Regions from separate parts of the Homo sapiens genome. Here regions 1 and 3 are each linked to region 2. Evidence: chromatin loops called from intact Hi-C (ENCODE). Cell type or tissue: OCI-LY7. All regions are shown on one strand.

The links. Peaks named below come from ENCODE experiments on the same cell type or tissue, not always from the same donor. Only the 100,000 strongest peaks of a DNase experiment are listed, where the experiment ranks them.
Region 1: it touches region 2 in a loop (4-fold over the local background); 8 of 110 quality-filtered maps call a loop at or near these places.
Region 3: it touches region 2 in a loop (8-fold over the local background); 2 of 110 quality-filtered maps call a loop at or near these places.

The regions. Positions count from the first base shown.
Region 1 is chr12:70,046,527-70,054,526 of GRCh38, reverse strand. No RefSeq gene overlaps it. Among named protein-coding and RNA genes, the nearest start is that of LINC02821, 130 kb to the left of the region's middle. In OCI-LY7, no CTCF peak of the experiment used is centred here; a DNase peak (open chromatin) is centred at 4,376.
Region 2 is chr12:69,902,978-69,910,977 of GRCh38, reverse strand. It overlaps MYRFL (myelin regulatory factor like), which reads right to left. Exons shown (of 25, transcript NM_182530.3): 11 at 7,134-7,334; 12 at 901-1,009; 13 at 48-157. Among named protein-coding and RNA genes, the nearest start is that of MYRFL, 82 kb to the right of the region's middle. RefSeq lists an enhancer at 4,587-4,656. In OCI-LY7, no CTCF peak of the experiment used is centred here; a DNase peak (open chromatin) is centred at 4,397; H3K4me3 peaks cover 3,331 bases; H3K27ac peaks cover 5,485 bases.
Region 3 is chr12:70,260,283-70,268,282 of GRCh38, reverse strand. The region is part of intron 1 of CNOT2 (CCR4-NOT transcription complex subunit 2); the gene reads right to left. Among named protein-coding and RNA genes, the nearest start is that of CNOT2, 21 kb to the right of the region's middle. In OCI-LY7, no CTCF peak of the experiment used is centred here; DNase peaks (open chromatin) are centred at 4,022 and 7,472; H3K4me3 peaks cover 2,191 bases; H3K27ac peaks cover 3,914 bases.

The sequences.
Region 1 (8,000 bases), 140 kb before region 2:
AGGCACTGCCAAGGCCAGAGGGCAGCAGAAGCCTAGGGTTAGAGCAAAGAGCAGAGACTCCCACCCCAGAAACTCATAGTAGAAAACACAGATCCCATAATTAGTGCTGGTATGTCTCCCCACAACCTGTGACCATTCTGGCTACATCTTAGTGACCATTGGGCCACAAAGCAATCCAAATCAGCAACTGCATAGCAGAGATTATCAAGGACCTGACAACTGCCTTTCCCCATAGCTAAAGGTAAGCCTGTAGAGCTTCTCTTCCCTTCAGGAGCAGGGAAAAAGAGTAGAACTCTTTCCCGGTAGAAAAAGAGTAGAAAGACAGAAAATTTACCTGAGGCATCTAGGCAGAAATTGCAGAGATCATAGATCAGACTGACATTATTGGATTATATCAAAATATAGTGTATTTTCTCCTGCTACTTGATGGGTTGGTTTTCCTGGGGTAGAACAGAGGAGAAATAGGAAATAATGATGTAGAGTTCTTTTGCACAGCTTACCTCATGTAAAGGCCTGTGTGGAATAATTAGAAACAAATGTGTAACATGTATTTACACCTAGGGCTGGTTATAATCCTGGCTAAAATTAAAACACAAAGTTGTCTTGAGAGCAGGACCACAAAACTATGAGAAAGATTAAGGGGTTAAGATTGTCATACAGAAATGCAGAGAGACAGAAACAGTGACTGCAGTTTCTGGCATTCCGAATAGGCTTTTTGAATACGCAATAAGATAACAGACTTGGAAATCAGACTTCTTTGAGAAAGAAAAAGATTTCTGAAATTTAACACCTAATTTCATTATATCAAGAGACAGACTTGTCAATTAGATCAGAGAATTTTACTCTATGTCCAGGATGAAGAAGAGAAAAGAGGTGAAGAGAAACTGAAAGGCTACTCCCTTCCGACGTGAGGAATTTAGAGAATACTAAGAAAGAGAGAGAGGTAGAAATCAAGGAGGTGAGAGGCCAGGGTCCCTGTCCTGTCCTCGTTCAATGACAGGCTCTGAGAAGAGGTTAGGGATTGCTTTTAAAATTACCCAAATGGGAAAAGGAGGACAAGAGCACTGGGAATAGTGCCATACATCCTTTGAACAGAGGAAGACTTTGTCTTCCAAAGAAGAGTGTTTGGAAACAGCCTTCAAAGTTAGCTCCTCACAATGTGTAGGGATGGTATGAAGGCAGTGGCAGAAGACAGGTGAATTGATGAGTTTTGTGAGTTGGCTTTTTGAGACAGAGTTTGGGTGTAATACCTGTGAAAAAAAGAGGGAGGAAGCAGGACTGGTCAAGGGGCGAAGTTGAACTGTGATGCAATCCAACAAAGCCTCAGCTAACCCGAAGAGAAATTCTGGAGTAAGAATGACTCATCGGTATTGTGTTGCAATCTGCTGAATTGGCAAAGCCTTTCTACCCCACCTTACTCAGTTACCAGATAAGGGTTGCCCTGCCATTGTTCCAGCCACTGTACATCTGAAGCCATGAGGTCAGAGCCCTACATAGATTTGGGGACACCCATCTTGACGCATAAACCCTGCCTATACTACTCCCCAACCCTAGACATCATCTTGGAGAGAAGCAAAAAAAGAGCACTGAAACATTTAGCATTTACGTGAGTTACTGTCCAGAGATTGAACTCCCTAAATAGACTTTAAATGATTGGACCAGACCAAGGTTCCACACTTAGCCTAAAACTTGGTTTTTAGTTTTCTGTTATCCAGCAGGCTAAGGAAATATCAGGGAGAGAACATCAATTAAGAGGTACTCAAGGAAACTACATCTGCTTTGCACATTTGTATAGAGTACGAGGGACATTTTGCACTTGCTACATTACCAAAGAGAAACACATACCAAAAGTTAATTTAACAAGAATTCCAGACTCAGAGGACAAAAATGAGATTGAAGGAGGGCTCAATATTCTGTTTCCTGAGAATATTCATTAAGCAATTGCTAGGTTTTGTTGCTGAACAGTGTAATTTTTCATTCTAGTTAATTTCCTTTGAGAAGTTCTGAAATACTAGGACCTTACTTGTTCTCACTGGCCATAGAATTACATGTTAAGCAAAGCCCAAGATTTAGTAACGTACAAATCATTCTGGCTTCCCGCTACTGTGAGAAACTACACTCAGCAAAAAAATAAAATAAAAATAAAAAATGGTTATAGTTTATCTAGTTCCCTGTGAATAATACAAACACCAAAGTCTCTGGCAGTCAGAGATAGAAGAAAATTAAATTCACGTAAAACTCTTCATCAGCTTAGTTTGGCTAGATATGAAATTCTGGGTTGAAAATTCTTTTCTTTAAGAATGTTGAATATTGGCCCCCACTCTCTTCTGGCTTGGAGAGTTTCTGCCGAGAGATTAGCTGTTAGTCTGATGGGCTTCCCTTTGTGGGTAACCCGACCTTTCTCTCTGGCTGCCCTTAACATTTTCTCCTTCATTTCAACTTCGGTGAATCTGACAATTATGTATCTTGGAGTTGCTCTTCTCGAGGAGTATCTTTGTGGCGTTCTCTGTGCTTCCTGAATTTGAATGTTGGCCTTCCTTTCTAGGTTGGGGAAGTTCTCCTGGATAATATCCTGCAGAGTGTTTTCCAACTTGGTTCCATTCTCCCCAGTTGGTACACATCTGGTGTACATCTGGTACACCAATCAGATGTAGATTTGGTCTTTTCACATAGTCCCATATTTCTTGGAGGCTTTGTTAGTTTCTTTTTATTCTTTTTTCTCTAAACTTCTCTTCTCGCTTCATTTCATTCATTTGATCTTCAATCACTGATACCCTTTCTTCCAGCTGATCGAATCAGCTACTGAAACTTGTAGGGACATGGATGAAGCCGGAAACCATCATTCTCAGCAAACTATCACAAGGACAAAAAACCAAACACCGCATGTTCTCACTCATAGGTGGGAATTGAACAATGAGAGCACTTGGGCACAGGAAGGGGAACATCACACACCGGGGCCTGTTGTGGGGTGGGGGGAGGGGGGAGGGATAGCATTAGGAGATATACCTAATGTAAATGATGAATTAATGGGTGCAGCACACCAACATGGCACATGTATACATATGTAACAAACCTGCACCTTGTGCACATGTACCCTAGAACTTAAAGTATAATAAAAAATATATATATAAAAAATAATAAAAAACTCTTCATCAGCAAGTAAAAACCAAAAGCAACACAATTGTAACTGTGAGATCAAAGAATAGTGAGATGTGAGAGGCAGGCCATCTACTGTCAGCAGCCCCAGACTCCCCTCAGAATCGACGGACAGAACTTCAGATGAGAGAATCCTGAACTGCCCTGGGCTTTGCCAGCCCTTTGAGAGGGAAGTGACAGATGACAAAGTCAAAGCCTGGGAGAACTGAGAACCTAATTCAGTTTAAACTTACCCAGGCCCTTCTCTCTATTTAAAAGGATCGTGTTCACCATGGCCACAAAAGTCTAACTCTGGAATAAGTTGTAGCTCCATTTCTGAAACAAATTTTTTTGACAATAGAATGGAACTTAGAGGATTCATTATGCAATATTATCATATGTGCTCACAGGTATGCCAACATACGTTTCCAAGCTGCTTAAATTGTCTGCCAATGAGCCCCCCTTTTTCATCCCCCAGGGCTTCATCAAGTTGCACATATGATTGATTTTATAATAATAATAATAACATTTAATGAGCATTTGTTACATGTCAGGCACTGTACTAAGTGATCTTCAGTCTTCTTTTAATCCCTTCTTTCATGAAACAAGCATCATTATTATGTTATCTTGAAGAATGTGAGGGTCAGAGAGCTTAAGCAAATTTCCCAAAGTCACACATTTAGGATATAACTGAGTGAAAACTCAGAAAGGATTCCCAAGTGAGGAAAAACTCCCAAAGATGGCAAAACTGGCCTAATTTTGTTTATAGAATTATGTGGTATTGCCTTAGCTTGGGTTACCCAGAAAACAGAGCCTGAGACAATGAGCTTATGGTATAATACTTCTACTCTATTAGGAGATGCATTTCCAGGTATGAGAAAACAACGGGAGAGAAGGAGGAAAGGGGAAGCCAATATGAGACCACATGATCAAGTGTGAAGCTACTGAGACTTACTGAAAAAAATCACAGGATCGTCCAGCAAGAAGTCACATAAACTGCATCTCAAAAAAGTCCATCTAGAGGGAGAAAAGGGGAAGAACTTATGTACCAGCTGACTTTTTAAAATCAAAAGTTTACCTCATGGGATACTAACTCCCTGCCCTTCAGGGTTTCACATGTGTAGGCCATAAGCAGCATCTGTGGCTTCCATATCTTAGCACTAACACCTCCCTAGGGTGGGAGGTGAGAGGCGTATGGTGCAGCTTGGGGTGAGATATACGTATGTAAAGCCACTGGGAGCCAATATAGAACTGATGGTGTTAGTGGTATCGAAACAGGAAATGGGTGAGGCTGAGGCCTCAGAGGTGTCAGACATGAGTCCTTCTTTTCTGCAGGACAGAAAGGAGCCACACAGTTCTAGCATGTTACAAGTAGTTGGGATGCCTATTAAAGGCTAAGATGCAGCAGCTTAGCTTGCAGTCCTACATAGGCACTGAAGTAAGTTCTCATGCCCTAGTCCAGAAAGCAGAGTCTTCAGGCACTTTGGACAAGCAGCAATTACAAAGCACAAAAAGGGGAGAAATATGAAAATGTTCACTTAGTCATTCATTCTTCCAAGAAAGTCAACCAGCAGGTTCAACCAGTTCTTAGAGGTTCCCAGGAAATACACCTTCTTTCCTGGAGCAGGAGTTGTAACCTCCTCCGGTGTGGTTTCATCTGGGTAAAGATCATTGAACTGCATACAATGGCACAGAGTGCCATTGCATAGAGTCTGATAGAGCATCTTGCTCCTATGCAATGGCATCAGAAAGCAAAATCCCCTTTGTTTTGCATTCACGAAATAGTTTAGAATTAAAATACAGTTAAAATTAAAATTCAGGGCTTCAGTTAAAATTAGTAATAAAAGCCCTTGGTGGGTACTCACCATAGGCCTGCAAATAATCCCTGTCATTCTAAAGAAAGTGGACTCTGATAAGGAAGGTACTTCTGATTGCTAGAGCCTAGGCCATCTGACTATATCCTAGCTGCAAAGGCAGCTGGAAAATTAGCTGTCATTTTCAACTAATATAGTGGGTGTCAATCTCTGCCTCATAAAGTCGAAAAATTACCCAAACATAGGAAGAGGGTTCAGATTCTAGGTGGTCAAAAAGAATGTCAGATGTCCATTTTTGACCCCACATCCTTTCGTGCTAACTAGTTTATTGCCTGATACCAATGTTTTTCTTGTAGTGAGGCCCCTGATATCTACTGCTAGATTTCCTTGACAGCAAGGTCAAAAGAACAGTCATGCCAGATATAACCTCGGAGGTCTACCCAACACACCTTGCCTGGCCTTTCTTGGTTTGTTTTGTTCAACAGTTGCCCAAGCCCAGAATCTGGTACTCTGCATGACAAATCAGCAAATAAACCTGCCACCTGGAATCTGAGCTTTGGAACTACTACTATAAACAGCCATATACACATCATAACCCAAAGCCCCATAGAGTGTAATGCTGACTTTATTATAATGTGGGACACATGGATTATACCCCTTGCTCTCACATTAAACTGCTGTATGGCTTTGTGGAAGTGACTTAGCCACTTTGTATTTGGTTTCCTATTTTGTAAAAAAAAAAAAATTTTTTTTAAAGAAAGAAGAAAAAAGCCATTGCATTCAGCACAGGGGAAAGAAACCACTAATGCACAGAATGCTAATAATGTACAAGGAGGTTTACTTTCAGTTGTTGCAGCAAACCTGCAAGACAGGTGCTCTATCCTCATCTTGCTGATGAAGGAACTGAGACAGAGGGGTCATGTTTTCCCAAAAGTCATAGAGTTAACAAGCTGCTGAGGCCAGGGTTTGAGCCAGTTTCAGCCAGCCTCAAAGCCCTTGCTCTTTCCATGTTTCTTTTTTGAAAACAAATGTTGAATTACACAAACAGCAAGAGTATATTATCTGTAAAAAATTTAAATGTTTCTGAAAGGCTAATGTCTCCTTGGAATACTACCCCCTTGCCCCAACAAACTTTCTCAAGTGACAATAAATAGCCACTTATAATTTTAGTGTATATACTTCAAGTTTTTCTATGTGTTTATATACATGTAACCTAGAAAGCATATATAAGCACATATAGAAGTAATATAATGTTACTTATACAAGTGTGTATATTTTTGTATGAAAATAATGTCATTTTGAAGATATCTTTATGCAGCCTGCTTTTCATTTGACAATAGGTTTTGGAGCTCTAGCTATGTCAGTACACAGCGAGCAATCTCATTCCTTTTAGCTGGTGCATAGTATTTCGTAGCATAGAAATATAAGTTTATTTAACTATTTCCCTCCTGATGGATACTCAATTTGTTTGCTCTTAGCACATATTTCTATTCCAACATTGTGCTTTTTCTCCAGCTTCCAGAGATTAGTTCTGTAACCTCTTTTAGCTCAAAAATTCTATGGCATGAAGGAAATGAAGCATGATTAAGTCTGAAGACATAATAATTCACTCTAGATAACTCATTTATTAAGCAGTGATATAGCACCAAATTGTGAAATATACACCACCATTAAAAACACAGTGCCAAATAAACAAAACAAAAAGATCCAAACAGGTTCAGGCAGACAAATGTCTCTCTGGTAACAAGATTCTAGTTTGTGTTCACTTAAGTATGTGACTCAAAGCTCTGTGTGGATATTCTTGATTACAGCAATTTGTTTTATAATAGTTGAGATTTAACATGGCATCATGCAATGTGCTGATGCTACATGTATTATTTAACCCTAATGATAATCCTTTAGAGCACATTATTACCTTTTGTATTGCTAAAGCAACTAGGGCTTAGAGAGGCCAAGAAATTTTGACCGAGATTACAAACTAGTGGCAAGACCAAGTTTCAAACTCAAGTTGTCTGACTCCAAAAGTCCCTCTTCTTTCCACTGTCTGTCATCAATCCTTTTAACCTGGGTTAGTGCAGAAGGACCTGATGATAAAGAACAAATTCTCACCTGATGCAAAACCTCTCAACATCTGCTCATTTTTTCAGTTCATTTTTCACTTCCTTCCCTGTCCTGAACCTGGCCCTAAATTACTTATAATTCACCAATAACACATTGCTGTGAACTTTTGCAAGCACTGTTTGCCTTTTCTGGAACATTATTCTATTGTCTGTCTGGGCAATCCAGACTTATCTTTCAGCGCAAGCATCATTTTCTCCAGAAAGCCTTTGCTGTACCATCCCCACCCTCACACCTGCCCAAAATTGGGTTAGGGATCCTCCATATTTTCCCATAGTGCTTTGTGTTACTTTCCCTAAAGCATTAAACATCACAAATTGTAAATATTTGTTACTTTCTTGTTTCCCTATACTACACAATGAGCTCCCTGAGAACAGGAGCCACAGCTTATCCGTAATGCATCTCTAGCCCTAGCATAGCGTCTAACACACAGTAGCCACTTGATAAATGTTTCATGAATAAATGAATCTTAGACTAATGGCAGAAATGAACCTGGAAGTAGACTCTTTAGCTCCATACGTGGTGATTGCTCAAGACAGTCACCTCAGTCGCCCCATTGCCAACCTGTTGCCCTCCAAACTCCTCACTTCCCACGATTGCAGGAGTTGTTCTCTGTATGATAACTTAAGAAGATTGTGGCACATGTGGGAAATTTTGGAGACAAAGTCTCTAAAGACAAAACAGTCACCGTTTATGTGGAGATTTATTTTATCTGTGAAAGATGGGGCATTTCTTTATCCCACATGAAGCAGGTAGGTTAAAATGCTAAGAAAGAAAAGGGAGCTGAATTTTACTGAGAAAAAAATAAACTGATGGTAGGAGAAAAATAATGAAGGTCTCCTATGAAATGACAAGGAAAATTTATCATTCAGTAGATTTAAAGAACAAAAATCAAAAGATCCAAACCAGAATGTGTGAAGCATAAAGAGATTT
Region 2 (8,000 bases):
TCCCTAGACTGATAGCTTATAGCAGCTGATATCTTTTCAGTGATTACCTTATCCACCATGAGGAAGTTCTCCAAGGTCTCTCCGTTTCCGCAGGTGACATCACCAACCTCTCTTACTGCTCTGGGCAGGATTTCTTGCACCTCCTGGGCAATCATTCCTGTATACAAAACACTCCACAGGTTTAATCTTCAAAGAAAGATCTTTCTGGAGAAAATCCTCTCTAAGCTTTTGCTTTGATCTACAATACATTTGCAGCAAAGAAGGAATTTTGAGCCAAGAACCACTATAGGATTAAAAGTGGGAGTGTTTTCTGTTTTTTCTTTTCCTTTTTTTTTTTTTTTTTTGAGACTCTGGGCCAACAGGGGGGAGGTAAGTGCCTTAAAATCCCTGTCCATAGAAGTAAAGATGGGGCGTTGGCTTGATTTCCTTTCTTTTCCTATAGGAAGCCTTTGCCCCTAAAATATTCCTTTATTCCTTCCTTCTTTAGGCTTCCTGGATTGGAGTATAAACATCACTTTGCTTACCCCTTCTCTTATCTAGATCCACTTACCCTGCCACCTTCTCCCTCCACCTCCCGACTGCCCAATGCCGTTCCTCACATAGGTTGAGCCATCATCTGTCCCTGAACCCTCAGCCCATGAGCAAAAGGACTCCTGTGCAAAGAAACTATATATTCAACCTACACCACCAGTACCTTGGGGTGGAGGAGTGGGGGTGTTGAGTAAAAATGACACAGAAATTTTTTAACCTTTCCTGTTCTAGTGACTATGAGTTTCACAGAGAACAAGTTAGATCAACATAGCGTTGTCAAATGCCATAGCACATAACCTCAAAATAAAGAGGTAATTAAAATTTTAATAGTTGGCAATACAAAATTAAAAGGGGAATTTGTGTGTGTACCTGTTTGATGGGCAGTGTTTATTCCCATTGCAGATGCAAATTCAGGTTTGTAGTCATATTCAACAATTCTCATTTGGGCTATTCTTTTCAGCTGTTCATTCGTGTCAACCTAATTTAATTAAAGAAGAGCAGATTTTACTCGCATAGATATTTGCTATTCAAATTAATGCCCAGAGTGACCCAGAGACATCACTGAATTGCTTTTGGACATTTTGCTGGAGATAATTTCTTCAAGTGGATTCCAAGCCAGGATTACCCAACTGCTGGCCCTTCAGGACCCAGCCACCCTCCTTCCCCTGGACATGCCTCCCCCACATCACCCCGGCCAGCAGGGCATCCTCTACGTGCAATCACTGCTCTCACATCATTAAAGGCTGTCCCAACTGTCACTACGGGGTCCCAGCAAAATGATAACAATCAAGAGAGTACAGTGAACTTTCCCTAAAGCTAAATGGGTTTGATCCAAAGGATTCCTCTTTAAATTGAGAGATTTTGTAAATGATAGTAATAGCAGAATTTTTTTTTTAATATCTTTATCTGACAAAAAAGTTGGTAGCCCTTTGTGGGTACCCTAAATTTTCTTTTGGAACATAATAGAATTACAAATAAATACAAATATTTATTGAGTAGCTATTGAGGCAATTAAAAGTAAACTGCCTGGGCATTCATCCATGTGATAGAGGAACCAAAAACATATTTTGTTATTGTTGTTTTAAGAAAACCACTGTCATGGCCCTCAGCTCCTCCCTTGACAGACTCCCTGAGGTGGCAGTAGAGCCCCTCCACCATCGTTTAGGATTCTCAGCCCTTCACTAGTTGGACTGGTTGTGAAAGATGGTAGCTTGGTGCTTAATTGGCTAAACGGATTAGCTTTATTTCAGGAAGTTATTCCAGAGTATAATTCTGAGCTTACTGCCATCATTCATTCTTTGTTTTATTTGACTAACATTTACCAATCACCTTTAACATATCATGCACTACTAAGTGTTGGGACTTAAAACATAATTGCCTTGAGCTGGAGCCCATTATCCTTAGCAAACCAACACAGGAACAGAACACCAAATACTGCATGTTCTCACTTATAACTGAGGGCTAAATGATGAGAACACCTGGACACATAGAAGGGAGCAACATACACTGGGGCCTTTTGAAGGTGGAGGGTGGAGGGTGGGAGGAGGGAGAGGATCAGGAAAAACAGCTGATGGGTACTAGGCTTAATACCTGGGTGATGAAACAATCTGTACAACAGACCCCCATGACACAAGTTTACCTATGTAACAAACCTGCACTTGTACCCCTGAACTTAAAATAAAAGTTTTAAAAAATTGCCTTTTAAAAGTTTGTGGTCTAGACAGGAAGACCCAGCTGATAGATACATACGTAATCATATATGATTATATTACAATGTGAGAAACATAGTACAATGATGGAATTATGCACAGAGAATCATTACAGCTCTGAGGAGGTGTTGAAAATATTCTCAGGGACACGTAAAGGAAGGCTTCCTAGCGATGATGAAGCCCAGCTGAGATCTTGGCTTACTCCAGTTCCTCAGACAAACTCTGCTCCTTTCACTTTCCAGCCTTTGTTCATGCTGTTTTCCCAGACTCAAAAGCTCTTCCTTCCCATTCCCCTGCCTTCCCCTTCACCAATGTAAGCATTGTTTCTCAGAGAAGGATCTCTTGACCTCCAAGTCTAGGCAAAGTTCCTCTGCTTTATGTGCTCATAGCACCAGTTCTCCTTCATAGCATGAGTCACAATTACAAGACAACTAATTGTGTCAACTTCATTCTTTGTCTTCTCCTATATCACATACACCCCGTGAGAGTGAGGACATGTTTAAGGTCATGGTTCATCAACATATCACCAGTTTCAAATACAATTCCTTGCATGTTGTAGGTGCTCAGCTAATAATTGTTAAATACATTGATAACTTAAAGCGTTAGGGAAAGATGTAAGATAGGAAGGGAGGGGGAAGGATGAGACTAAGACAGGAATGCTAGCCACAGAGAACACCATGAACCAAGGCCCGAGACAGCAAATGCCCTGAATGACATCTGCAGAACAAAGGCAGAATTTGGCATTACTGGACTAGAATGGTTAAGGCCAGAGCAGGGAGGGCCTTGCAGGTCATACTTGGAAGGAACAGTCACAATCTCATATAGCCCTGTGCATATATCTATCACTGTGAGCGCCTTCACTCAGTCAACAAATATCTATTGAGTAGCTACTATGTGCCAGATGATCTCCTAAGCACTGGAGATTCAATGAGTGTTTCTCTTTTGGAGCTTAAATTTTAGTAAAAGTTTCATTCTTGAGTCTTATTTATCTCAGGACCTGCACAGTACCGAGCAAAGTGTCTGACATGTAATAGGCACCTAAAATTTTTGATGGAAAAAAGAAGGAATAAAAGAACGAAGGTATTAAAATGGCAAGACAATCCCTGACATGAAGAGAATTGAAGAGAGAGGGTCAATCAGGAGCCAGCCTGGACTGGCCTTGCACTGCCTAGGCCCTACCCAGTTCCTCAGCCATAGGCCCCTGTGAGTCCTATGCCCAATCCCTATTTTCCCCTTTGTTCCTGCCCCACCTGCAGGGCCCCAGCTAAAGAAGGAAGCAGAGGCAGTGTTGGTTCCTTTGTTGCAGATGAAAAGCAGAGGAGAAAGTACCCTCATGTAGGCTGTCCAGGCTACAGAGAGGGAAATGGTCCCTGGTTTCTAAACTGGATCCTTGATTCCCCAAGACATACTGCTAGACATAGCATTAGGTTCTCTGGTACTACTATCATCCTCTAGACAGATTTTCAGCCAAGAAAAATTTTGAGGGTTACTTGGAGACCTAAACATTTTATATGACAATGTTCCTCAAACAAAATGCTTTTCTAATTTCTGGACTTATAGTCTTCCCAAAGCTAAATATAAACAGTAGCCTGTATTGCATGATCCCTATGTGTACACTTGGCCTAGGGAAAACACTTGAGGCAAAGGGTGTGCCTTCTTTGAATCCTCCCAGGAACCCTACCCAGGCCAGCACTTACTGCTGTGCCTTGCTCTTCAATGCCTGTTGAGTAAGAAACTGAAAACTGAATTTGGGTGTCTGCTTTGACCTTGCCCACAGAAGTTTTGGAAAGTTTTGACCATGGATGCAAATAGCCATCAGCATCATGCTGCCTCACACCCAAGGTTTCTATAATATATCATTAGCTCAAGAATTGCATCACAGACAACACCTTCCAGTCCATGGGACTCAGTCTGTTCAGGGAAGGCTATCTGTCATCTGGTGATGGCCCACAGCCCAGCCACAGTCTGGACTAGGAGCAGCTTAAATGACACCTGCTCACCCTGAGCAAAGGAACTTCTGCGTTTGGCTCCTGGCCCAGAGGGAGACTTTGCATGTTTGACTTTCTTGAGCTTTTTTCATGTCTACTTTTGTCTTCCACTAGCACACGGGTATTGTGGTTAGGAGAAAATCAAAACAGCCTTTGAGCATTTCATCTTAACGATTCCCTTTTCTGGCTTGAATTTTTTAATATCTTGCTACCTTTTTTCAGCCTTCACCACAGAATTTGACTGATGTATTCAACTCTCAACTTCCTCATGTTTTTGGGCATTGACATTGAGGTTCTTCATGTGCCTTTAGTGTTCAGCGTGTCCTTCCCCCCTAGTTTTGCTCAGTTTCCACCGTCAGAGCTGCATGTCCTTCCACAGTCTGCAGTCGCATCAGTAGACACGATGCCAATGGCTGGGCAAGTTAAGCTGCTCCTCTGCCCAGGACCTCAGTTGCAGAGGTTTCGGTCATATCTGCGTCATCTTCTCCATGTCTTGGATCTGTGTCCCTGTGAGCATCAGAGATCTCCCCCACCAGGACTTTGTAGATAATCATGTTCTTAATATCCACAAAGAAATCTGTGTTTCCTGCGTGAGGAAACACATAGGGCAAAGCAGCAGCCCATATCCATTTTCCCCAATTGTAGTATTAGGTAACATATTTGACCACTACATTTTGTAGCAGCTCATCCATTCAGAAGCCAGCTGTGGTTAGAATGCACTCTTAAAGAATAAGAAATTGCTTCCAGTCCTATGCATGCCATCAAATTGACCAAGGGTCAGATCCCCAGAGTATATGAAAGAAAGGCTCTCTTTTTAAAAGTTGCAAAAACTAAGTCAGGAAGAGGTGAAGATGAAATTCACACATCTGTCATCAGCATCATCAACATTACCATCATCTCCCTCATCTCTGTAATAAACAGTGGACTGGGACAGACAAGATTTCTACAAATATATATCTCAAAAATGTGCACAGATTTATCAAAACAAATCTATTAATATGAAATCATTTAATAAATAAATTACATGTAATTTTTATTTTGTATAAATAGAAAATAATTTCTCTTTGCTTAGACTTGTCTGGCTAAAAAATACCTTACATATATGAGTTTAGAAAAATCTCTTAACCTGGGTAAAATGAATATGAGCATTTCCTGTTCACAGACAACAAAACAGAGTCACAGATCGCCTCTCGGCCAAAGTTCCTGGGCTGGTGGTTGCCAGAGTCAGGACTAAACTCTTAGACTTCTAACCACGGACCAGGATTTTCTTTATTCTATCATGCTGCCATGAGCAGGAAGGGGATACAGAAATTTCACATTTAGAGCCTGGATTGAAGTGACATTTCATTTAGATGGAGAAGGCTTTTTAGAAGGGATGTGAGAAGTTCTCCAGAAGCTTGTTATTTTAAGACAATATATTTTCTTCAAACCAACAAGCAATATTTGAAGACTTTTTGTAAATGAAGTTCTGTGTTATGCCTGGTGGTAGCAGGAAGGGTTGTACAGGACTTTTCTCACTTGTTATATTCAATTTACATTTTAGTAAGACTTGGTAGTGAATTGTATAGCCAATTGCAAGGATAAATTTGAGTTGGTGTGACCTGAAATGCAGACAGATGATCTCTCTCTAAAGTTCAAAGTCACAATATCTAGGACTGACATCTGGAAATGTATGTAAGAACTCTCTAGCTCTGCATTCCCATCTGGCTAGTAGGTCACAGCTCTTCTAATATGAACCGCAGCTTCACAATCAGTATAAAAGTCTACAATTACAACCATTCTTTGGAATCCTCTAAGCAAAGGAGGACATTCCTTGGCTGGTTTAGGAAAACCAGTGCAGATTTGCACTGAGAAAGGAATGCAGTCTGGAAGAGGGGCTAATAGTGAACAGATTAGGACTTCTATTAGCTAAAAAGGGATAAGGAAAGGAGAGAAAAGGAACTTTTAAAACACAGCTTCACAAATGCTGTCAAGAGAAGTAGTATGAGTGAGATGATGGGGAAGTGGTAGAAGCAATGCATGGGAAATAATTAAATGGCAGAAAAGTTGGAATGAGGTGTTAGTAGCTGGCTGATGGATTGGAAGCTTAATCCTCATCCTTATGGTCTACATAGCAGTTGTAGCTTTCCAAGATGATTCAGTTCAACTGGTTAAAAAATAAAAAAGAGCCAAGGGTGTCAGGCAGGCAGGCAGGCACCATTTTCATCTTATAGCTGAAGACACTGAGTTCAAGGAGATTAAGCTTTTTATCCAGGGTCACGTAACTGGGGAGAGCCCAAAGCGGAGAAGCCATCTCCTGACATCTAGGCCTGACTTCTGGTTTCCTCTAGGTAACTGCCTCTCCACGGAGGAAAAAGGTCTTCACCCGGAACTCTTGGCGATGAACTGACCAAGTAAGGGATGAGGAGGAGGAGCTTCTCAAGAGTTCCTAGAGAAAGACGATGCCTGGGGAAGATAATGGCCAGTAGAGTTGGTGCCAGGGACTCTAGAAGGAAGAGGCTGGAGACATCCAAGAGAAATATGATCAGGAACTGGACTGAGACAGTGCTTGGAAGATGAGTGGGGAGACAGAAAGGAAAAGGCAAGCTCTGGAAGCTGACAAAGTATGGAAGGAAGGGCAATGGCCTGTGGAAAATAACTGAGACTTGCTGCCTGTGAGGCCAATGACATGCTGTCTTTGCCCACTGCTCCTGTCAGGTAAATCCATTCTCTCAGGGAGGAACTGCTTTACAATTTCAGCAGAGATGCCCAGCAGCTCAGTCATCATTTTTAAGCAGTGTGTTCATCTCACACCAGTGGGTGACATGTAAAGATGTGCGGTTCAAGGTGTGTCAGAGGCCAGGAGCACCCAGCAAACCTGACTGGGGTGTCAGAGGAGGGGCCCAGGGCCTGAATCTGTGCTCACCTCCTGGATATTCTGCTTTGCCCGGCTGTCAGAGGGATGCATGATGGTCCCCATCACTTTCATGTTGCCACAGACAACCAGGGCTTCGTCCGGCGCATCTGTGTTGATTCCTACTCGACCGTGACAGACAATAGATTCTGGAACTTGTCCTCGCTGCCACAATGCATCACTGTCATTTTCAAACTGCCCAGGGTTAGAGGCCTGGAAAAATACATAAATATATTACAATTAAAGTAACAGTAGCAGGAATAGATGATCACATTAGTGTTCAGAGCAAAGGCAAACTGAATATTATCTAAGTCTTTCATAAGAGAATCCTGTATTGAGTGGGACATTCTGACATATCCAAGTAATTCCGGGGCCCAGGAGAGCCAGGGAGGCTTCCCTAACCACTCTGCCTCCCCGCTAGCAGGAGCTCTGTATACCCTGATTTGAAACATCCAATCTCTATTGCATCTATCTGGAATTAAGAATGTGATCAGTTATACTAGGTGGATGATAAAGAAGAAAACTAAAAATGGCTATCTTTCCAGGAATAGTCATCATCATCATGATTTAAAATCAGAACATTATATCAGAAAATATTACAGGTGTACTAAAGTCAGATAAATAAAAATACCTTGCATTTAGCTAGCCCTATTATAGTTTCAAAATGCTTTTATATTTATGATTTCATACACAAGTGACAAGCAAATGATAATACAAATATATTTAATATACATCAACTATTCCCTAAACACAGAGGATACTGAAGGAAGAATAATAACAGCTACATTTGTTGTGCGATAATTCACAGTGCAATTATATGAGACACGTACTATTGTCCTCATTTTATTGACACTGACACTCTGAAAAGATAAATAAATT
Region 3 (8,000 bases), 360 kb before region 2:
CTCTACTCTAGCTAATTGCTACCGAGAGAACTGTCCACCCAGAATTCTACATGGATCAAAAGCATCCTTCAAAAACAAAGGTGAAATAAAGACACTTTCGGATGAAAGAAACTAAGAGAATTCATTGCTAGCAGACCTGCTATAAAGAAAGGAAGATTCTTTGGACAAAATGAAAATAATACCGGTAGAAAACTTAGAGTTTTATGAATGAATGGGAAAAAAATGGAAAATATGTGTGTGTACATGTCAGACCAGGAGTTGGCAAACTTTTTCGTAAAGGGTCAGATAGTAAATACTTTGTAAAGGGCCAGATAGAAAATATTTCAAGTTTCACAAGCCTAACAGTCTCCATTGTAACTAATCAATTCTGCATTGTAGTGCAAAAGCAGCCAGAGACAATATATAAACTAACAAATGTGGCAGTATTCCAATAAAACTTTATTTACAAAAAGCAGATGTCAGGCTAGACTTGGCCTGCAGCCATAGTTTGCAATCCCTGTGATAGACTATTCTTTTCCTCTTAAATCCTTTAAAACATGATGATAGTTGAAAGCAAGTGACCTCACTGTGTGACGAGTATCTGAAGTATACAAATGTAATACATATGAAACTACAACATAAAAGGGGATGAGTAAAGGGAACTACATGCTGACAAGGTTTCCACATTCCACTTGAAGTGATATAAGTGCAGTGCAGTGAGTTGTGTACTCAAAAAAGATGTGTTCAAGACTTAACCCCCAGGACCTCTGAATTTCACCTTATTTGGCCACAGAGTCATTGCAAATCTCACCAAATTAACAGGAAGTCATACTGGATTTATGAAGGCCCTAAATCCAATGACTTGTGTCTTCACAAAAGAAAGGAGCGATTAAGTACAGAAACACAGTGGGAAGAGAAAGAAGACCATGTGAAAACAGAGGCAGAGACTGGAGTGATGCAGGGATAAGCCAAGGAACACGATTGCTGGCAACCACCAAAACTAGAAGGAAGGTTTCTTCTCTATACCCTTCAAAGGATTTACGGCCCTGATGATACCTTGAGATTTGGGGCTTCCAACCTCCAGAACCATGAAAGAATAAATTTCTGGTATTTTAAGCTACAGTTTGTGGCAATTTATTATAGGAGCCCCAGGAAACTGACATAATAAGTAAATTCTGAAAAGTTAAGAATGTGCATTGTAATCCCTAAAGTAATCTCTAAAAAAAAATACACAAAGAATATACTAAAAAACTCAATAAGTAAAATGCAATATTAAAAGTAGTCAGATAATCCAAAAGATGGCAGGAAAGAAGAATCAATCACATGAGTGAAAAAGCAAATGGAACAAACAGAAAATTTAAAAAAGCAAAGGGTTTATCTAAATCCAAATAGAACAATAATTATATTAGATATAGATAGTCCAAAAGAATGAGATTGTCAAAATGGTTAAAAAAACAAAAAAAAGACTATATGCTGTCTACAGGAAACATACAGGTGAAAAAAGATATACCATGCAAAAAGTAAACAAAGAGAAGCTGGAGTGGCTACCTTACCATCAGAATAAGTACACTTCAGAGCAATTAAAAAATATTACCAGGGCTAAGAAATGTATGTTAAATAATGATAAAAAGGCCAACTTACCAGGAAGACATAATATCCCTTAAATGTGTACGCACTTACAACAGAGCTTCAAGTTAAAAATACCAAAAACTAATAAGCCTGAAAGGAGAAACTGACCATTCCAGCATTACATTTGGAAATTTCAATACTCCTCTAAGTAATTATAAAGCAAGTAAACAAAAGTCAGCAAGGATACAGAAAAACAGAACACCATCATTAACCAACTAGATCTAATTGACATTTATAGAATATAATTTCAACGGCCGGGTGCTGTGGCTCACGCCTGTAATCCCAGCACTTTGGGAGGCCAAGGTGGGCGGATCACCTGAGGTCAGGAGTTTGAGGCAAGTCTGACCAACATGGAGAAACCCCATCTCTGCTAAAAATACAAAATTAGCTGGGCATGGTGGTGCATGCCTATAATTCTAGCTACTGGGGAGGCTGAGGCAGGAGAACCGCTTGAACTACTGCCTCAGCCTCCACCCAGAGGTGGAGGTTGTGGTGAGCCAAGATGGCGCCATTGCACTCCAGCCTGGGCAACAAGAGAGAACTCTGTCTGAAAAATAATAATAATAATAATAATACAACATCAACGACAGTAGATTACAAATTCCTAAAAGGAGAAAATGAAACATTCATCAAATTAGTTGCATCTTAGTTCTTTTAAAAAAAAAAAAAAAGTTAAAAGAATTGAATTCATACAAATATTTTCTGACTATAAGAGAATTACACTAAAAAGTGACATGAGAAACTGGAAAGTATCTCCAAATACATAAAAATTGAACTGTGCATATCTAAGTAATCCATGGTCATAGAGGTATTATAAAGGGAAATTTAGAAATATTTTGAACTGATTGAAAACAAAAATAAAACATACAATCTGTAGGATGTAACCAAATTAGTACTCAAGGGGAAATTTATAATTTCAAGTGCTTATCTTTGAAAAGCTCTCAGGTCAATCACCTAAGCTTACATCTCAAAAACCTTGAAAAAGGGCACAAAATAAACCAAAAGTAAACAAAAATAATAAATAAAGATGAGAGGAAAAAACACAGAAATTGAAAAAAAGAATTAAACAAAACAGAAAATCTAATTCTTTAAAAGGAAAATCACCAAAACTGATGTACCTCTAAGGCAGACTGACAAAGAAAAAAGTCAGAAACTACCACTATCAGGAATAAAAGAGAAAATATAGAACCCACAGGCATTAAAAGGATAATAATACCAGAACAACTCTATAAAAATAAAATCAGCAACTTAGATGAAATGCACCTATTCCTCAAAAAACCTGAAGTCTTACACCTACAGAAACAAATGAACTCACAGTGAAAGAGAGAAAGAAAGAAAAAAGAAAGAAAGAGAAGAGAAGAGAAGAGAAGAGAAGAGAAGAGAAGAGAAGAGAAGAGAAGAAACAAAACGAAACTCCAGGTTTGGTAGTTTTACTAGTGAACTCTACCAAAACACTTAAAGAAGAAGTAATACCAACTTGACATGTTTTCCAGAAAATGGGACACAAAACACTTAAGTCATTTTTGAGGCATTACTGATACCAAAACTAAAAACAAGAAAACAATAACAAACAAAAAAAAATTAAAGACCAATATTCCTCATAAATATAAAGGCAAAAATTCTCAACAAAATATTAGCAAATCAAATTCAATAAAATGCCCAAAGATCTACGAACAAGTAAGGTTTATCCAGAGAAAATAAGACTGACTTAATTGTCAAAATTCAATCAATGAAAAAAAACATAATTGGAGAAAACTGCTTGAAAAGAAAACAAAAACTCAGTGCTCTGGGGAGTGTTCTAAGGGAATACAGCAAACGAAAAACTATTTTATTTTAAATAATCTACTAAATCTCAATAGAAATAGCAAGAATCTATAGTATCTGAGCCACACTGCCCCTTTCTTCCCTCTGCCCGCTCAGCATAATGAAATTTCTAATCCTGGCAGATGGGGTCAAGACAGGGCTCTCTCCCTGCCTAGTTTCCAGTCAAGGGTTAGAGTATCTCTCCAGGACAGACAGGCCAACAGAATTTCTTATACTCAACTCCCTCACTTCTGCCACCAGCCTCAAAACACAGGCAGAGGCTCTACCGTAAACATGACAGGCCTAGAACACAGGGGCCCCATTTGCCTTCAACCCATCTCACTCATAAGACCGTGGTTACACACAGGGATAGGTAAGCCAAAAAGACTAGAGGCTACCACCCTGCCCACTGGTAGTGGCTCAGAGATTCTGCTGCAGAGCAGGAGCAGACCTAAGAGCAGAGAACTCTAAAAGCCTCCCAAAAAGAAAAGACTTTATTTGGGACAGAGTGTAGAGAAGTTCAAGCCTAAGGGTACCCTCAAAAATATGGAGATTTGGGCAGTAAGCAACTAAAAGGAAGCTGGTAGCTCTAAGACAGGAACAAGTTAAACCACGGGCTAGCTAGTGTACCAAAGAGAACTGGGAAGAGAGATAGCTAGGAACAGACCTCCGCAGTTCATAACAAACACTGAAGACTAGCCTCAAAAAAATGCCCCTACAAAGGGGCCAAAATTTAATTTGATCTCACTGTGGAGAAATTTATGCTCCAGAGAACTGTTAATAACAAAAGAGCAGTCACCAGCAGTTAGTAAAGGCTATCATATCTGGGTGTGACACCAACAGAAGCAGAGGTTTTAACAGATATATATAAGTGAAAAAGACAATCGGAAATGGTCCTACTAAAATCACTGTCATCCCAATATAATTGCCCATGTCCAAGGCTGTACCCTCTCATGGGTGACATCAGGCACTTCACACGGCAAGAAATATAAAACTTCATTGAAAAAGCCCAGCCAAGCCATTAAACAAGCAAACAAGCACAAAGGAGAAGAAAGATCAGTATCCAGAGATGCTGCAAAGTTCATGTAAAATGTCCAGCCTCTCGCCCACAAATTATGACATGCAAATAAATAGAAGTAATTCATACACAGGGTGAAAAAGCAGTCAACGAAAACTGCCTGTTTAAGAGCCAAGATGTCAGACTTAATAAAGACTTCAAAGCAGTCGTTAAAAATATATTCAATAATTTAAGGAAATCATGATCAAAGACGTAAAGGAAAGTGTGATGTGACAATGTCTTATCTTTAAGAAAGAGATAAGAAAAAAAGAGATATTATGTAGTTAACAAGTAAAATGAACTGAAAAATTCAGAGGCTCAAAAATAAGAGGGGCTCAAAAGCATATCTGAACCAGGAGAACAAGGAGAATGTAAATTTGACAACAGATTCATAGGGTTGTGCAATTCAGAGAAAAATTAATTAAAAAATGTGAACAAAACCTCAGGAAAAAAAAGCATAGGATACTATTAAGTGAATCAACATATGTGTAATGGGAGTAAGAAGAAAGGAGAGAGAAAAGAACAGAAAAATATTTCAGGAAATAATGGCTGATAACCTCTGAAATTGAAGAAAAACACTAATCTACACATCCAAGAAGAGTTACCAAGTAGGGTAAACAAAACGATTCATGCCCAGAAACATCATAGCACAAAACGTTGGAAGCCAATGACAAAAAGACTCTTGAAAGCAGCAAGAGAAAAGTGACTTGTCACAACTAACTTTTCATTAGAAATAATGGTGGCCAGAAAGATGTAGGATGACATATTCAAAACAATGAAGAAAAAACTGTCAATAAAGAATTTTATATCCAGCAAAACCATCCTTCAAAAAAGGCAAAATAGGCCGGGTGTGGTGGCTCATGCCTGTTATCTCAGTACTTTGAGAGGCCGAGGTAGACAGATTACCTGAGGTCAGGAATTCAAGACCAGCCTGGCCAACATGGCAAAACTCCATCTCTACAAAAAATACAAAAATAGCCAGGTGTGGTGGCAGGCGCCTGTAATCCCAGATACTCTGGAGGCTGAGGCAGGGGAAGTGCTTGAACCCGGGAGGTAGAGGTTGCGGTGAGCCGAGATCACACCACTGCACTCCAGCCTGGGTAACAGAGAAAGACTCCATCGCAAAAAACACAAATAACCGGAAAAAAAAATAAGGCAAAATAAACTTGGAGATTAAGATGGATTGGCAGAATTCACTGCTAGCAAACTTGACAGACTGATAAAAATAATTATGTAATTAGGCCGGGCGCCGTGGCTCACGCCTATAATCCCAGCACTTTGGGAGGCCAAGGCAGGCAGATCACGAGGTCAGGAGATCGAGACCATCGTGGCTAACACGGTGAAACCCCGTCTCCACTAAAAAATACAAAAAAATTGACCGGGTGTAGTGGCGGGCGCCTGTAGTCCCAGCTACTTCGGAGGCTGAGGCAGGAGAATGGCGTGAACCTGGGAGGTGGAGCTTGCAGTGAGCCGAGATTGCGCCATTGCACTCCAGCCTGGGCGACAGAGCGAGACTCCGTCTCAAACAAAACAAAACAAAACAAAACCTAGAAAAAGATGAGCAAACTAAACCAAAAGCAAACAATGGATATAATAAAGATGAGAGCCGATATAAGTGAACTAGAGAATAAAAAAATGAGAAATACTTTTTAAAGTTTATTATCTAAAAAGATAAAGAGATTGACAAACTTTGAGCTAAACTGACCAAGAAAAGAAAAAAAAAGAAAACTCAAAGTACTAAAAACAGGAAAGAAACAGTACATTACTACAACTTTGTAGGGTAGGCATAACAAGGATCGTAAAGAAATAATGTGAACTGAATACTAACAAATTAAATAACTAAAGGGAAGGGACAAATTCTTACAAAGTCACAGACTATCAAAATTGACTTAGGATGAAACAGACAATCTGAATAAACCTGTAACAAGTGAAGAGATTGCATTAGTAATTTTAAAACTTCCCATAAAAAAAAAAAAAAAATCTCAGGCCCAGGCAGCTTCACTGGTGAATTGTACCAATTTTAAGAAAAACTGATACCAATTCTTCACAAACTCTTCTAAAACAGAGAAGAGTTTTGGAACCTGGAACATTTCCTAATTCATTTTACAAGACCATTATTATCCAGTTAACAACATCAAAGAAATCTCAAGAAATGAAAACTACAGACTGATATATCTTATGAAAATAGGCACAAAAACTGGCCAGGCGTGGTAGCTCACGCCTGTAATCCCAGCACTTTGGGAGGCTGAGGCAGGAGGACAACGAGGTCAGGAGATTGAGACCATCCTGGCTAACATGGTGAAACCCCGTCTCTACTAAAAAATACAAAAAAATTAGCTGGGCATGGTGGCAGGCGCCTGTAGTCCCAGCTACTCAGGAGGCCGAGGCAGGAGAATGGCGTGAACCTAGGAGGTGGAGGTTGCAGTGAGCCGAGATCATGCCACTGCACTCCAGCCTGGGCAACAGAACAAGACTCCGTCTCAAAAAAAAAAAAAAAAAAAAAAAAAAAGAAAGAAAGAAAATAGGCACAAAGATCCACAACAAAATACCAGAAAACAAATACAGCAAAATAGGGATTATACAACATGACCAGTTGGATTTATCCCAAAAATTCAAGAACTGTTCAACATCATAAAAACAAAATAATGTAATACAACATATTAGAACAACCACATGATCATCTCAAAAGATGCACCAAAAAAAGCATCTGAAAAAATCTAACAGCCCTTCATAATAAAAGCACTCAACATACTAGAAATAGAAAGGAACATCCTCAAACTGATAAAAGGTATCCATGGAAAAAAAAACAAAAACACAGGTATATACTCAAAGGTGAAAGTCTGAATGCTTTCCTTATATGATCAGAGATAATACAAGGTTGTCCACTAAACAGAATTGCCATTTCTATTTCATACTGTACTAAAGATTCTAGCCAGAACAATTAGGCAAAAAAAAAAAAAATAGAATGCATCTGGATTGGAAAAGAAGAAGTGAAACTACCTCTAATTGCAGATTACATGATATCATAGATAAGAAAATCCTAAAGAAGCCACTAAAAAGATTATTATAAACACATAAACCTAACAAAAGAGCACCGAAATGAATGAAGCAAAAACTGACACCTGAAGAGAGAAAATAGCCAATTCAACAACAGTGGTTGGGAGACTTTTAATACTCCATGTCAATAATGAATACAACAACTAGATACAAGATAAGTCAACAGGAGACTTGAAAATATACAACAGTTTACATAGCAGTTTAATACTTAAGATTTTATTAATAGTAATGTTTTATAATAATTAAGTAAACAAGTGCAACAAGGTTGCAGGGTACAAAATCAATACGCCAAAATTAATTGCATTTCTATACAATAACAATGAACAATCCAAAAATGAAATTAAGAAAATAACTCCATTTCTGAAGCATCCAAGAGAATAAAACACTTAGGTGTAAGTTTAACAAAAGTAATACAAAACATACCATAAAAACTACAAAACATTCTTAAAAGAAATTAAAGTCTATTTTGGTACTC